2 separate regions of the Homo sapiens genome follow, and region 2 is linked to region 1. The links are chromatin contacts, found by Hi-C or POLR2A ChIA-PET in ENCODE. All regions are on one chromosome and are shown on one strand. The core of a region is the stretch at or near the end of the contact, and the rest is flanking DNA. Distances in the headings are between cores, read along the strand shown.

Region 1 (5,783 bases), core at 1,519-4,018:
TAATTTTTATTGAGTTAAATTTTTCACATGCTTTATTTCATTTCATCCTTGCACATATTTAAGGTAGGTGCTGTTATTGTCAGCTAAAGAATTGAGTTGTATGGAGGTTAAGTATTTGTCGAGCACTGTTATCTACGCTGCTGCCATAAGTGGTGAAGCCAGGATTTGAACCCAGTTTGATATGACCCCAAAATTATTGTTTTAAAGACAAAGTAAAACTGTGGGTTATCCATATGGCATGAAATTGGGGAAATGGAAATAGGGGAAGGTACATGGAAGAAATGTCTGAACTACTGTACACTATTTTAAAAATTTCCTCAATACATTCTTACAAATAGGCTAGAGAATCTCCTATTCAACATCCTCATTTGCCATTTTTGCAGCTCCTGATTTATAGACCAAACATTCTGTTACTGTAGCGTGAAGTGTACAAACCTTCTGCTTCTGCAGCTCACCAACCACAGAGCCCAGGACTCTCTGCAGCTGGCTATTTTTCTCTTCTTTCAATCTTCAGGGACTAAACTTAGGGCTTAATGAGATGACATGAATGCACTCAATTCTGCAGGTGATCCATGTCAGAGCTAATGCACATTCATGTAAATGAAGATGGTCCTGGGAATCCAGAGAAGCCAGATGATTAAATTAAATGTTCCACATGTTTCCTTAAGAAGGAGTTTACAGTGACAATAAGATTTCTGAACCATGACAAACCTTCTATAGAAGAAGTTTCCAACAGTTTAGATTTGGCCATGTTATTCTGAAGCAAGTTAAGTAGGTTTTGCCATTGGGATGCAAGGCCGTGGGGTTCACTTTGAACTTGACATGCCACCTTGTGGAAATTGGAGGCAATAAAAAATGTGGCCATTGAATACTACTCTATAATAATTATATGATACAGGCTAACATTTATTAAGGGCTTACCATGTGCTATGCACTATGTGGAATACCTTTTAAGTGTTTTTTTTCATTTATTTTTCAAAACAATCTTATGAGGTAGGTACTATTGTTGTCCCATTTTAAAGACGAGGAATATGTGGCTTAGAAAGGTAATTGCCTGAAGTCCAATGCATACAAGGCAAAACAGATGTGAGTAGAAGGGTTAGAGGGTTACCTCATTGGGGCTTTTTTTTTTTCTGCAGAATTCTCTTGTGTGATCACTACTGTGTTCAAGTTCTCACCTTCTTCAAACTCACTCATGCACAGGTAAGGTTTTTTTGTTTTGTTTTGTTTTTGAGACGGGGTCTTGCTCTGTCACCCAGGCTGCAGTACGGTGGTGTGATCATAGCTTACTGCAGCCTCAAACTCCTGGGCTCAACTGATCATCCCACTTCAGTCTCTTGAGTAGCTGAGACTATAGGTGCACACTACCACACCCAGCTAATTTTTAAATTTTTCGTAGAGACAGAGTCTCCTGATGTTTCCTGGACTGGTCTCAAACCCCTGGGCTCAAGTGATCCTTCTGTCTCAGCCTCCCAACATGCTGGGATTAGAGGTGTGAGCCACTTTGCCCAGCCACAGATAAGTTTTAAAGTCCAGATGACCCGGATCTTAAGCCTTGGCTTTGCCACTGTGTAACCCTGGGCTGGATACCTAACCTGAGTCTCATTTTCCTCACTTGCAAAACAGGGGAAATATTGACACATGTAACCATGCTTTGTTTCAGAAAGTACTTAATACATAAGTGGTATAACAACTCTGAGGATGAATGAGATCTAAAATAAAGATTCACTGTATTAAATGCCTTTTATGTGCTGAGCACTGTTCTAATCTAAGCACTAGGCATTGAAAACTACAGTGGCCCTGGGATGGGATAAATTCTAAGGCAAAACAGTGGTTAAGAGCCTGGACACTGGAGTTGGACTACCTGGCTCTTACAGTGACAAGTTACTTAATTTCTCTAAGCTTCCATTTCCATTTCTATATCTGTGTTGGTATCTACATTGTAAGATGCCTTGAGGATTAACAAATTAAAATATACTACACTGTTTAACATAGTACCTAATACATAGTAAGCACTCTATGAGTATTAACATTGATTTATTGCTTCGTGATATACTTACTCACTAAATCACTTACACTAAAATCGTGAAGGCATACTTGACTGACACTTGGTAACTTTGAATACCATGTTTACTCAATTTTATCTCCCAAATATTTAAGTAGTTGTTTTCATTATCTCCTGCCATCATCTTAGTTATGACTGACATTTATAGTATTGATTACAGAACTAACTTGCCAAATGAGCTTCCTGACTCAAGCAATCCTCCCACCTCAGCCTCCCAAGTAGCTTGGACCACAGGCATGTGCCACCATGCCAGGCTAATTTTTGTATTTTTGGCAGAGACAGGGTCTCACTAGGTTGCCCAGGCTGGTCTCAAACTCCTGGGCTCAAGCAGTCCGCCTGCTAACCTCCCAAAGTGCTGAGATTACAGGCGTGAGCCACTGCACATGGCCAGTACGATCATTTCTATTCTGGTCCAGGAAAATAACTCTAACTGGAATTTTTTTCACTTTATCTATTTCATATCAGTCAAGGTATTTCATATTAGGTCCCACTCAAAGATGGCATGATGGATTCTTTAAATGCATAGTTTTGCCAACTCAAGAGAAAAGGAAACCTTAGAGGCTTGATTCTAAATGCCCATTCTGGGAAAGTAGTATTTAGCATGAAGCAACCATAATTCATGCTTGCCATTCAGACAGGAAGTGGTTAGATTAATCCTTCAGCAGATGTTTTCTGAAAGCTGAAATAACTTATCATGCATTACCACTCCTATAGCTTGATCACAACTACAAAGGGTAGGCCAGGGTCACATACATCTTCATCTTATTCCTTTCTTTCAAAAAAGTGTGATTAACAAGGTGATAAACTGAAGCAGTAACAGCTTCTATACAGAAACATGTTTTAAAATATTAGTTGTTGGCACCAGGCATCAAACAATGTTGGCAAGCTCTGAAAGCAAACAAAGAAATTACTTTTAACAAAAGCAACAATTTTTATTATCTTGCTTTATATTTAATGGAGTAGAACTATAAAGATTCTTAACTTTGAAAGCAGAAATATAAGTTGGATAGTAGTTGCAGATCTTTAATACCATTTTCAATTTCATTTATGAGCTGCTACATTATAAATGAGATGCTCTAAAATAATAATCGCTTTTGTTGTTGTTGTTATAGAACAATGAAAATTCCTGTTAGGAACACAAGTTGCTGTTTATATTTGCTTGTTCTCTTAAATAGTATGAGAAGAAGTAAGGTGGAGCTGTTGGGAAAGCCCATCGTGGACCTTTGGAGATTATCTTCTTGGTTCAGTCATCTCCACCACAGATTTTTAAGAGTGTGATTTCATAGTCTCCAGAAGTATCCGACTGCAAAGAATAAAATCAATGAAGAACAAATACAGTATAAATAATGGGAGACCATAAATGAATCAAATCCTATAGCACTAGGGAATTCACCTGGGTGTGAGACTCATGAGCTATACCATTTAGTAAAACATACCTGCAATTCCATCATTCATTCATACCTGAGTGTAATTACGTTCTGACCAGCATCTTCTTCACTGTAAGTAATATTTAGATTCTTCCTGATATACTGCAGTTAAATTTCAATTTTGGTTTAATAAAATAAGATTGCATCACTTACATAATATTGATTTCTATAAAAACTTCAAATTTTAGTTTTAATAATATTTATCGAACACTTGCTATTCAAAAGGCTTAATGTGTATTAACTACTTTAACCCTTTTAAAAGCTCTCTGCAATAGGTACTATACGTATCCCCCATTTAACAGATAAGTAAAATGAGAAAGACAGGTTAGGAAACTTGCCTCAAATCTTATCGAGAATAAGTGACAAAAGCAGGATTTGAATCCCTATATCCTGGCTCCTTAATACCCTGCTACACTGCCTAACTTAGGAAAGTGAAATGAACCACATTTTTAAAGAATATGTTTATCAGTTCCTTTTCCCAAGGCCAACCAAAAATAGACTGTTGTCCAGAAAAGATACTACGTGAGGTTGAGGCTTAAAGGGCAAAGATACCAAGTTTGTAACGCAAAAGACTTCACAGGAGGTAAAACTTGGCTTTCAACCTGGATTGTGTAAGATGCTCACATTATTTTTATTTTATTTGAGGTAACCCAACCAGTGAGCTCTTCTTATCACTTAAGTTTCACATTTGGAATGGCTGTTACTGGGGTGAATATTAGAGAAAGTGGTAATATAAAGGAAGTCTCAGAGAAGGCTCATTTAGTGAAGAAGTTAAGCATTACTTTCATAGTAAGACACAATAGGCCTTTATATATATTTTTCTGTTTTCTTTATTTCTTGTTCATTTGTCTGTTTCACAAAATATATGACAATATTCTTCGTTTTTATATAGATTTTAGTTCTTATGCTATTGGTTTTCCTGTCTTGCTCTGCAATAGCAGAGCTGACAAGTCAACAATGCTCCAGCTTTGTATTAAAAGAGCTCCTTCTAGACATCTCTGATCAGAGTTGTAAACAATTAGGCGTTCTACCAGTTAGTCAAGAAAATACATCCAAGTAACTCAAAGTATATTTACACCGCTAATGACTTACTTGACCTCTCCACATGTCTTACATGGCTCAAAGACATCTCAAACTCAATACATGTAAAACCAAACTCATAAACCTCCCCCCACTCCCCCAAAAGAAAAGGAAACAAACAAACAAACAAACAACCTAAAACCTGATCCTCTTGCAAGGAATGGCGCCACTGTCTGTTTTCCAAGTTAGGAACTTGAGTGTCATCCTTGCTATCTTCCTTTCCTCACACCAAGATATTATACCAAGTCCCTTAAGTTTCAACTCCTAAATATCTTTTGAGCCCTTCTTATTCTCCAGAATAAGAAGATCTTACAGGGATCTTTTCATGATCCTGATACTAACTCTTCAAGAGCTCATGCCCAGAACTCTTCAATGGCTTCCCCTTACTCTTAAGCTAAAGCCAAAATTCCTTAAACATTGCCAAAAAGGTCCTGCATGATCTGGCCCCCACATCCTCATTTTTCATTATGCTTCCTCCACCATGAGGCCTTTCCATTTGTCATTTCTTTTATTAGAATGTTCTACTGGCTCCCTTACCTCCATACATTTTGCCTTATTAATATCTACTTATTTTCCAGATCTGAATCATGACTTTCTCATAGAAGCCTTTCCTCTAAGTCAAGTCCTACTATTGTAGGATCTTTTAGCACAATGTCACTTTCCTTTACATTTAACATAGTTGTAATTCCATAAGGGCAGAAAATGTCTTCCCCCACCCTACCCCCTTTGCTTATAATTGTAACCCTGAGCCTAGCACATAATATGCATTTGATAATATTTTTAATTGAATGAGTGAATTCGCTGATCTCAAAGCTCTCTTTCAACTGAACTCATCTTGCTACTTGGATTTTATTTCTCAATATTCCCCAAGGTAGACCCTCTAATCAAACAAATGCCTTATTACTTCTTTCCCTCTTGCTTCTTCCCATATCTGTCTCTAGAGCATTTACTTTTAAGACCCTATTGATCTGGGGTCTTAAAGGTAAATGCTCCAGCAGAGCACCTGGCCCACAGGAGACACTCAACACATGCTTGTTGACCTGAAAGGCAGGCTCAAGACCCATTTCTCTAACCCCAAACTTCTTTTCTTCTCAATTCCGATAGTACTAGCTCTATATTCAACAATCTAGTATTTAATTGTCTGTTGTTTCAATTATTATCTTCTAATTGTTTCTTCATACCTACCTCAAGTCTCCACATAGATTATGAGT
Region 2 (5,783 bases), core at 1,741-4,240, 57 kb before region 1:
CTACTTGCCAAATGACATCCTCAATACCCAGTTGTGGTAGAGAGATGGAAGCAAAATGATTCTACCAATGGAACAAAGAACAAACACAAGATTGTAAATGATTTGTGGGTTTTGAAAGGGTACCAGCTATTTGACCTTGGACCCAGGCACAAACCAAAAAACACCATCCTAACTGTCCTCGGGGTAAGCTTGGCCATTGTATTTGTCTGTCCTCGCACTGTTATAAGAAATACCTGACACTGGGTGACGTATTTTTTTTTTTGACACTGGGTAATTTATAAAGAAAAGAGGTTTAATTGGTCCATGGTTCCACAGGCTGTATGGGAAGCATGGCGGTATCTGCTCGGCTTCTGGGGAGGCCTCAGGAAAACTACAATCATGGCGGAAGGTGAAGGGGGAGCCAGCACTTCACATGGCCAGGAGCAGCAGGAAGTGGAAGAGGTGCTACACACTTTTAAACAGCCACATCTCATGAGAACTCACTATCTCCACAACAGCACCAAGAGGGATGGTGTTAAACCATGAGAAACCAGCCCCATGATCCAATCACCTCCTACCAAGCTCCATCTTCAACAATGGGAATTACAGTTCAACGTGAAATTTGAGCAAAGACACAGATTGAAACCATACCAGCCATAGATGGGTGCTGCACAGCCAGGGCTTTCCGTTTGGAGCTGCCCATTAAATACCCAGTTGCTGTGCCCATTCACTGGCAGGCCAATTAATACTTTCTAATATAATTTAATAAACCCTTAACTTTGTGAGTGGCCAAATGGCTACTACTACTCAGTTTTCAAGACTCAGTTCCAATATGCAGATAAAGTTGTGAAAGAATGGAGAAAACTGTTAAGATTAGTTATCTCTGGGAAAGGAGAGTAGGTAGGGGTGATCATGAGAGGGACTTTTCACTGTATAACCTCCTATGCTATTTGAATATCTCACAATATTAGTGTATTATTTTTATAATTGGATTTTCAAAAGTTAGAGAAATGGGGGTGCCGTCTTTGTTTTTTTTGGTTTAAAAATGACCTAAAATGTCTTGTAAAGAAGGCGCAAAAGCCATATGGGAAACAATAAGTAAAAATACCTTAAGTAGTTTTTAAAAATTATTGTCTTAAACATCATTGAGAGCTGTTGTCTCATTTAAAATGTACTCATTAACACGCCAAAGGATAAAATAAATAAGTAAATAAGGAGCATGTCGTATGTCCTTTGTAAATGCAAAGCAATTCTCTCATCCACCATTAGTGGGCCATCAGCCTTCCTCTTCAATTCCTACCTGACTGTGGGACATGTCCAGCCTTCTGAACTGGGTAGACCATGTTCTCCTGTTAGTCTTCCTACCACATGTACCCTGGTATCCTACCACAGTACCATATACTGTACTCTTCTTTTCAAATGTGAATCAGGTGTATGTGATCATTTGATTTTCATTATAACCCTGGAGAAATAATGAAAGACACCTATTACCTCTTTGCTGATGAGGAAAACCTCTGCAGTTTTTGATGGAGCTAGGATGAGGATCCTGGTCTCCTAACCAGGTAGGACATTTTCTCTGTTTCTCCCATGCTGCCTCATCTCTTAGATTGTTAGACCTGGACTCCCAAACCACCATGCACGCATTCCTTTTTTTTAAATGTGATTATTCTAGTGATACTGTAAACATAGCTCCCTAATTCTCTTCTAATGCTATTTCACAGCACTCTACTGTTTTCCTGATAACATAAAAAATTGAATATATATACATATATTCCAATAGAGTGTGTGTGTGTGTGTGTGTGTGTGTGTGTGATATTTTTTTCCCTAACCAGGCTATAAGCTCAATGAGGGCAAGGACTATATGTTGCCCATCATGACTCTATGCCTATTTAGTGCCTGGCATATTTGTTGAATGAATGAACAAACACTAGCTACTTTGTTAGTTCCTCCTGTTTCCGTTGCAGAATTATTAAAACTAATTTGAATGGAGAAGGAAATTGGTTGAGTCAGGTATCTAGGAGGTTCAGGAATCAGTTGGCTTCAATCATAGCTCTGTGGAGGTTAGACTACACTTCTTTTCTTCTTCTTACCCCTTCCACTCTTCCCCTTCTTTTTCCTCTTTCTTTCCTCCCCATTCTCCCTCTTTTCCTCTTCCTCCTCCTTCTCCTTTTGCTCCTCTGTCTCTGCCATTTTCTCCTTCTGCGGCTGGACCTGCTCCACCTCCTCCATGCAGGGTGGTGAAGATGGCACAGGGAAGCTCTGGGATCTCTTGCCCTAGCTTAGCATCCCAGGGGAAAGAAACATATCTATTTCAACATCACTATTTTAATTTCAGGAACAGATAATTTTAGGGTTGGCCAGGCCTGTGTCCTATGCTCCCAGTGTGGCTGGAAGGGGGGTAGGGTACAGTGATAGGCAGCCCCTCTGAAACCATGTGGAAGCAGGGAATAGTGGTTTCCCCAAGGAAGGAATGATGAAAATAACATATGTCTGCCATAAATATTTTCTTAGGGAATTTTATTAAGAAGTAAAGAAGAGGCTACTTTTAATATGAAGCAACTTCCTGTCTTTTTGAATTAAAGTTCCTTAGATGGAGCTAAATTATGACCTTTTGAATTGTTTGACTTAGATCATAAACTTTTACAAGATGAAGTACACTTTATTCTTCGAGTCTCAAGGTGTTAATAAGTCAAGTGCAGTAATAAAGAGAAGCCCACCTACAACCTTTTACATCTATCTGTTCAGCAAAGCAGAGGACAGCAAAACATAGTTGTTTTATTTTGGCTTCCAGCCACATAGGAACTTTAGAAATTTGTTTGCAGATAAACTGTTTCAATGTTGGAGAGGAACTGTACTGCTCAGTAACTACTATGGGATGCAGATCCCCATTTCATGGAGAAAAAGCTGCAAGCAGCGTGCTCATTTGCTGTGCATATGGAAAAACATAGAATGCTCACCATTCACATGACTGCTAAAGCATTGAAAGTACTGATATTTCTGTACCCTCTATTCTCAGAGGGGGAAGTGGGTTTTCAGTTTTGAGCATTCGTTGATTTGCCTAGGTTCCTATGTTTGAAAGTTGTCTTCTGGGAAAGAAGTAATAATAAAAAAAATTTTTGTTTTAAAAAAAGACCAAGCTTTTCTTATCCATTGCTGCTTCAGGGTACTTTACTTTTATATCCTTCCCACATTGGCGTGAACTGTCTGAGAATGCAACCGTTTTGTTGTTGCTGCTGTTGTTGTTGTTATTGTTAATTTTTAAACAAATATTTTTGTAGAGATGGGGTCTCACTCTGTTGTCCAGGCTGGTCTCTAACTTCTGGCCTCAAGCAATCTTCCCACCTCGGCCTCCCAAATTGCTGGTATTACAGGTGTGAGTCATTGGGCCTGGCCTGCATCATTTTTTAGAAATAGAGAATGAGTGTGACAAGTATTCTATTCAGTTGCCCAATAATGTAGTCAGATCAGATACTTAATTGCAGCTAGAAAGTATTAAGTGGGTTCTTTTTTTTTTGGTCACAGGTCTTTTTTTTATATATAAATTTGATCTTAAGTAGAAGAAATAGTGAACTTCTCTGCTTTTTAAAGTTATAAATATATATGAATAAGAAAATACTGACAGAAATGAAAACAACCTCACATCCTGTACTTCCTGACATCCTCTTTTAATTTTGTAAAGTTTCCTGTCATTATTTTCCAGTGTATTTATTTTTAAGGAAGTGTCTTTAGCAAGAAGAAAGAGACAAGCACTGCTTCCCTTCCCCATATCCCTCCCTCTCTCCCTCTCTCTCTCTCTCACACACACTCAGACACTCACATACATACACACACACGCCCCTCAGAGATTTAGCAATTTTGCAGTATTATTATTCTACGATTCAGCAACCATGACCCATTTCTAGGTGGACACATAGATTTGGGAAGCAGTGGAGTGAAGCTTCAGCACCAAAGGGAAAGCAAGAGGTACTAGGTCCTAGATCTCTACATTTATTCATGGTGAAGGTGTGATGAAATAAACATGTCGTAATATCATTAGTTATTGTTGTTAAGCTACCATTCATTGAGCTATTGCTAGGTATTATGTGCTAAATACTAAGTGTGCTGTCCTAAGTCCTAAGTACTTTACATGCACACACAGACACACACACACACACACACACACATACATTGCAGGTTTGTAATATGCCCACAATTTTTTAAATCAGCTTTGTTTCTTTTTCTTTTTCTTTTTTTAGAGACAAGGTCTCGCTCTGTTGCCCAGGCTGGAGTACAGTGGCACAATCATATCACTGCAGCCTCCACCTCCTGGGCTCAAGCAATCCTCCTGCCTTAGCCTCCTGAGTATCTGGGACTACAGACATGCACCACTGCACCTGGCTCCATGATTCTTAATATCAGAATTTCTTCTGTGGGTTAAGCCTGTGTTTTTGGTGGTCATGACCCATTAGTAAATTATGAAATTAATTTAATGAGTAGAGATAAATTCAATTCTATAACATCTTTGTGAGGTGCATTATATTAACCTCATCTGACAGATGAGGAACATCAGAGCTTGGAAGGTTAAGTAACTCACCCAAATTCACAGACCTTGTTAAATGTAAGATTGCATTTGGAGTCTTTCTGTCTCCAAAACCTTAACTACTAAAGCTATACTGTACCATTTAACATATCTCACAGTAATTCTGGGCATATCACACCACAACTATAACTACATATAGAAGAAAACCTACCTTCTAATATATCTTATAAAAGAGAAAATAGGGTTTGTAAATTAGCAACCAGCCTGTATTGTATTGAATATAGGCTTAAAAGTCTAATATGTATGTGCATATGTATGCATGTGTGTGTGTGTGTGTGCATGTGTGTGCGTATCAATTAGAGGGTGGGGAAAAACATTTATAGAACTCAGTACCATTAACAAAAACATTAAAATTCATTGGCATTCAAAATTCATGAAGGCCCTAGTCAATTTTTGGCTGTTATAGCAGAATACCAGAGATGGGTAATTTATTAAAAAAAGAAATTTATTCTGTTCATGGTTCTGAACGCCAGGAAGGCTGAGAGCATAGTACTGGCATCTGGCAGGAGTCATTCCATGGCAAAAGGATGGATGGCAGAAAGGGGCAGATGAAGCAGAAAGAAAAAGGGGGCCAGGCTCACCACAATTAACCCATTCCCATGATAACAACATTAGTCCATTCATGAGGACAAAGCCCTCATGACCTAATCACTTCTTAAAGGCCCCACCTCTTAATATTGTTACAATGGCAATTAAGTTTCCAACACATGAACTTTGGGAGACATGTTCTAACCATGGGGATGACTGACTTCTTAGGCAAGAGTTTCTTACTTTAAAAAAATGCATAATAATAATATTTTGTGTTTACACAATGCTTTCCAGTTTATACAGGGCTTTTCTAGATATCATGTGACTTTCAAACATGCTATGGACTTTATATGTGAGGCCTTCACATGGTACAGGCTGTAAAAGTGGTTCTAGCTGATAACAAGTAGTTATCAACAAGAAAGCTAACACATTTTTACCACAATCCATGTTATAAAAATGATTCTTATAGACAATCTGCCATTCCCAGCTCTTAAAGAAGTAGCATAGCTGCCAAATGAATAACCAAATAGATATATTTAATGGGCTCTAAAAAGTCAAACATAAAACCAATTAATGAATTGGCTCTGGGACTCAAATAGCTTTTGCAGGAAACATCTTTACTTTCAGAAATAATTATAATGGTGTTTCTTAAACACTTTTGCCATTTCAGAAAGATCCCCTGAAATTACTAGGAACA

Evidence for each region. Hi-C counts contacts between places; a loop is a spot of excess contacts on that map. ChIA-PET counts read pairs that join two places held with the same protein, here RNA polymerase II (POLR2A). Pooled maps may share reads with other maps.
Region 2: a map of PC-9 shows a loop between it and region 1 (10-fold over the local background). The contact joins two enhancer-like sites. A Hi-C loop is called at or near these places in 8 of 168 maps with a recorded cell type or tissue (B cell, CD8-positive, alpha-beta T cell, GM12878 and 4 more), 22 of 37 single-sample maps with no recorded cell type and 16 of 50 pooled maps. POLR2A ChIA-PET finds 5 or more read pairs at or near these places in 8 of 52 experiments (B cell, BJ, Caco-2 and 5 more).

What each region holds. Positions count from the first base shown.
Region 1 is chr4:78,607,641-78,613,423 of GRCh38, reverse strand. ANXA3 (annexin A3) reads right to left here. Exons shown (of 13, transcript NM_005139.3): 13 at 2,977-3,368. The coding sequence ends at 3,309. Among named protein-coding and RNA genes, the nearest start is that of LINC01094, 35 kb to the left of the region's middle. Within about 2 kb of position 2,768, at least 2 of the 41 ENCODE cell types and tissues checked have a DNase peak (open chromatin) inside an H3K27ac peak, as active enhancers do; they include B cell, where a contact is called at or near this core.
Region 2 is chr4:78,665,103-78,670,885 of GRCh38, reverse strand. The region is part of intron 2 of LINC01094 (long intergenic non-protein coding RNA 1094); the gene reads right to left. Among named protein-coding and RNA genes, the nearest start is that of LINC01094, 22 kb to the right of the region's middle. Within about 2 kb of position 2,990, at least 2 of the 41 ENCODE cell types and tissues checked have a DNase peak (open chromatin) inside an H3K27ac peak, as active enhancers do; they include B cell, where a contact is called at or near this core.